Linked DNA regions of Mus musculus: region 2 is linked to region 1. The links are chromatin loops, found by intact Hi-C in ENCODE. Cell type or tissue: left cerebral cortex. All regions are shown on one strand.

Region 1 (2,500 bases):
TAAACCTCAGAATTGGTGCTACCAGAGGGCATCTGACAAGTCCTGGGTCCCAAGGCAGAGTACACAGGGCTGCATCTCTCCCTAAACAACAGATATTGATCCTATCCCATGCCAGTTGTCATGTTTATTGCTCCCTCTAAATAGGGAGGTGGCATTGGTCTCTATTATAGAAGACAAGCCTTGCCAAGTCATTGCAAGCTGCGAACAGTGGGGTGAGACTGAGAAATCAATGCAGCAGAGGGAGGAGGGGCTGCACATGCACGTGATGGTAGCTGCCACCAGCCAGTGTGTCACCTAGGTCCTGCCCCAGCAGATAAGGAAATGCTCACTGTGGCCGGCAACCCACAGATGATGCTGGTGGGCGGGGCATTCAGGAAAGAAGCGTCTCCCACTCTGTGTTCTGTTTCTCGAGTAAAATCAAAAGCCAAAGGAGTAAGCTTCCCAGAAGAGTCTATGGCAGTCTATGGTTGACAGGGGCTAGTGGGAATAAAGAGGCCTGGGGGCTACGCCCAACTTTCAGGATCACCCACACCCACTCTCTACACTCACTACATGCAGCTCTCCTGGGAGCATCTGGCCATTTCCCTCTCATTAATCCAACCCAAGGGCATCCAGAGATATAGTCCTCTCTCTTCAGAAAAGAGAACCAAGAATAACAAAGGGAGAGGTGGGGAGTCTGGGAGCCTTCCTGATCCCCGGAGGGGCAGTCCTTCTACTCCAGGCTTTAAAATGGAAGTGTCCGGGGTTCACCATCTTGCCAAAATCTCTGTACTGACTGAGCAACCTCCTCAAAGCATTGCTGAGGACATGCTAAGGGTCTCTGCAAAGGAAGGTCAGGGAGTAGTTGCTCTACACACCTGCTGTTCTCTGTCTCTCCGGTCACATGACAGGGTTCTGTGTCTGTGTCCTCAGGGACCAGGAGGGTACCAGCAAGTGCAGGAAGGACAGGACCTGTGACAGCCTGTATCTTCTCAGAGCCTCCCTTGCTGTTACCTCCAGAACTGACAATGCACATCTGGGACGGGGTGATGTAGTGAAAGCTTGAGCTGCCTGAAAGCTCATACAGATCTCTGTGAGAAGTTAAGAACGGAAGACTTGAGTGGAGTAGCTCACTACTGCCCCCATCCTAGAACGACAGATTTCACCATGGTTAGGAAAAATGTCAGGGGGCTTCTAGACACAGAAAGCTCTGTGGCTCTGTTCTCAGAGTCAGAAAAAGGCTGGAAAGAGTAGATTCCAGAAACAATACCCTTGGTGCACTTTCTGCCTGGTCCTGGGTCACAGCCCAGGCTCAGCATCCTTACCACATGTCCTCATCCCTGCAAACAGCTAAAGCTTTCTTCTGAACCATGCATCCCAATTCAGCCCTCCTCAACTCCTGGGGTCCCCACTATACCCTGTTACACTCCCCTGCCAACCCTTCCCACTCCTGCTCAGCTCCCAGGCTCCTGCTCTGCCATCACCACCTCCCACAACTGACCTTCTCAGCACCTGCTCCCTGCTGAGAAGTCTGCATCACACCTTCCCCCTGACCTGGCCCTGAGCCTTTGGCTCAGACTGTAGAACACTGGCTTTCGGGCCTAGTTCTATAACTGATCCACTCATTTAGCATTGAGAACATATTGGGCCTTGTCGCCTTGAACATGCAACTTTGTTCCTCTGATCTGACACTTCCTTCTCTGTCACTTGGGGGACTAAGGATCACAGGGATTAATATGGTGACACATGAAAACAGCCTGAGAACACTCAGCACCATCCACTTGACAGCCACTAATCCCAGCTTACAGGACGTTCCATTAGCGTGTTGCTCCTTAACTGCTACCCAGCTATTCCCTTACCTCATGATTCCTCAGGCATGGAAAGTCAAGGAAACACCTCCATTCGTAGCAGGCATCACTCCTCTTCCTTCTAAGGAGAATAAAGTGTGTGGTTCGGCCCTAAGCAAACCCAGTTCAAACTCTCATTCCAGCAGGTGCTAGCTGATGACCTAGACACCTCCCCGCCTGATGGGTATTCCCATAGCTGTCTCTCACAAACGTCCTTGCTATATGGTTTAGAAGCTGCATAACAAAGGGTGCATGATCAGCCCAACTCAGAATCTAACTCATCAAAGCCCTCTCTTCCCTTCTTTCTACTATTTTCTGTGGCCTCTGCATCAGGGTCCTCCCAAACCTTGACCTTCCTCCTCAGGACAAGCCATCCTGGCTTTTGCCTCTACAAGCAGAATAGGAATCCAAGCTCTCTGAGGACTGAGGGGATGACTCCCAAGGTCTTCAGGCTCAGAGAAAACGAGACCAGATATCTGCCAACAGAACTGGGACTCAAAACTAGGAATACACCAAATCTGCTCTAATTTTCTCGCAGCTCTGACAATTACTAGGAGCAGCGTACACACATTTAAGTAGCTATCATGAGCAAATGGGGAAAAAAATTAGCCTTATTTGCTGAGACACCAGTGTGGGAATTAGGGGAAGCATCATGTTGGGAGGAGGGGGCAGTT
Region 2 (2,500 bases), 310 kb after region 1:
GCGTCTTACACTTAGACTGGCTCTGGAGCCAAGCACACTTTTAGAAAACATGAGAATGTATGTAACCTTTGACTAAGCTCAGCGGGACAATAGCTAAGCTTTGGAAGCTGTGAGACCTGCAGGCAAGGGGCTTAGCCTCTCTGAACCGAATCACTTCATCCGACCATCACCTCCCCTCCTACACATGGCTTCTTCCAGTTTTTAGCCTCTTGAGCTTCTCCACGCTCCAACCCTGTCGGTAGGCAGCCAGCCCTATTGAAAAATCTCATTCACACTTGAGAAGTCTATAAATTGGGTCACTCAGCAGGTGTTGGACCTGCAAGCGGCAGTGCGGATGAGTACTTACCCTAGTGTGCAGAGGGAGGGGAGAGAGAGAGAGAGAGAGAGAGAGAGAGAGAGAGAGAGAGAGAGAGAGAGAGAGAGAGGAGAGAGAATGCACAGAGCTGATGAGGAGAGAAGGGGACTCTCTTCCCAGCTGCCCTCAGCATCTAGGGGTGACATGGGACTGGGGAGACTTGTGTTCATGCAGCAAACATATAGGAAGGTGGAGGGAAGGGAGGTTTATCTCTGAGAGCTGGAGAAGACTGCTCCTGTGGGTACGGAGCAGAGTCCTGCTTCCAAAATCAAGCACCTCTCAGTTTCAAGCGGCCTTCTAGAACTTTCATCGCTGTGTGACGCTGAGTCAGGCACTTGCCATCTCTGAGTTTCAAATGTCTCAACTGTTATGTGTAGCTGATCCCATCTCCCTAGTTATGATAACTAGCCAAAGGGATAGGTGTCACAACACATGAAGGCATTTGGGTCTCTTTTGTCAGTTTTCTTTGGTGGCAGCCTAAGCCACTGCTTTTACTATGAAATCAAACTAAGAGCTACCAGCCTCTCTTTGCATGCAGTTTTATCAGCCCATTTAAATAGTAATCCTCTCCTTTCCCCAGAGCATCACCATGTCTAGTTCAAGCCAATCAATATATAATTTTTAAAAATAGAGGTTGGCCTCTCCTCAAAGACACAAATCAAGGTTTAGAGTGGTTGCAACTTGACCCTTAATTTCTTGGCAAAATGGACAATTCTTTACTTTCTAAAGTAAGGCGACGTGATAGGAGCTCTAGAACACACAGGGGCCGTTGACTCAAGGGTCGCATCATTGGTCTCTAACTCCATCAAGCCTCTTCCCAGGTTCCGGCCGCTTACCTCTGCGGTGGTTAAGATCGCCCAGCAGCACGTTTCCCTCAATATGCAGGGTCGCAGCGCCCTCTGCCGGTTGTTTTGGGTACTGGTTCTCTAGCGGCTGGGTCAAAGAATCCATTCAGACCTTGCAAAATCAGACTCTTGGGCTGTAACCCAAATGTTTGCTAGTGTTTCAAGCTCTTCAGGACCAGTCGAAACTGAGGACCACTGATTTAAAGGTTGGTCTGATACGTAAAAAAGACGGGCCTTAGAACAGAATAATTAGCGGAGAGAATAAAATTCTCCAGATGGAATTACCCTGGTAATTATCAGTGGTCCATGATTTAAAAAAATAAAAGGTGTGATGCTAACCTGGGTTGCACATTCTCAGGGGGTGGGAGAAGTATAAGGTATCTCAAATATGTGTAGGTTCAAAGTCCAGCCAGTGTTGAGTTTGGAGTGCTGTTGGAAGGAACAGTGGTGTGAGTAAGGCGATTAAATGGTTTACACGTGGTCCGTTCAGTTCCTCTAACTCTGTCCTGGTTCTGGACCACTGCTAAACATCTTGTTAGCCTGTGGACATACTGATGGGCTGGGTGTGTGGCTCAGTGGTAGAGTGCTTGCTTAGTACGTGCTATGGCCCTATATTCTATCCCCAGCAACACATGCAAAGTTGCTAGGTCCCACCTCGTTTTTTGTTTGTTTGTTTGTTTGTTTTTTTCAGTGAGCCCAATCAGGTAATGCCTACGGCCCTGGCATATAAAGAACCATCACTCTGGACGCTGAGCAGATGAACATCCCCCTTTTAGATCTGCACTTAGTCCAGCATCGGGGGCACCCCCACAACACCCCCACTTTGTCTCAGAATAGCTCCACATGGAGGTAGGACAGCACATTGTGCAGCCATTTGCCAAAGCAAAACATCCAAGTCTCCTGTCCCGAATGCTTCCTCTCCCCCTCCCCCCTCCCCCTCCCCCCTCCCCCCTCCCCCTCCCTCTCCTTCACCCTCTCCCTCCCTCTCCTTCACCCTCTCCCTCTCTCTGTGTAGCTAATGGTAAACTTGAGCTTCTGGTCCCCCTGCCTCCACCTCCCATGTGCTGTGACAGCAGCGGTCCAGAAGCAGGACCAAGTTCAAGATCTGCTATGACGGTCTGAGGGACTAAACCACTTAATGACTTTACTCACACAGCCCCTCCCAACAGCACTCCAAACTCACCTGGTTTAGGTAGTGTTGGAGATCAAATCGTGCTTCCTGATTGAAAAGATGGAGAGGAAGGGCTTCCCAGAGGTGGGGTTCAACCAGGGTCCCAGCTCACCAAGTTTCTGTTAGGGA

The links. Hi-C counts contacts between places; a loop is a spot of excess contacts. Peaks named below come from ENCODE experiments on the same cell type or tissue, not always from the same donor. Only the 100,000 strongest peaks of a DNase experiment are listed, where the experiment ranks them.
Region 2: it touches region 1 in a loop (3-fold over the local background); 17 of 42 quality-filtered maps call a loop at or near these places.

What each region holds. Positions count from the first base shown.
Region 1 is chr7:78,583,593-78,586,092 of GRCm38, forward strand. It overlaps E430016F16Rik (RIKEN cDNA E430016F16 gene), which reads right to left. Exons shown (of 11, transcript NR_015542.2): 10 at 1,839-1,908. Among named protein-coding and RNA genes, the nearest start is that of Ntrk3, 7.0 kb to the left of the region's middle. In left cerebral cortex, a CTCF peak has its summit at 1,127; DNase peaks (open chromatin) are centred at 386, 1,022 and 1,570; H3K27ac peaks cover 732 bases.
Region 2 is chr7:78,889,595-78,892,094 of GRCm38, forward strand. No RefSeq gene overlaps it. Among named protein-coding and RNA genes, the nearest start is that of Mir7-2, 2.6 kb to the left of the region's middle. In left cerebral cortex, a CTCF peak has its summit at 1,264 (motif pointing left); DNase peaks (open chromatin) are centred at 1,249 and 2,005.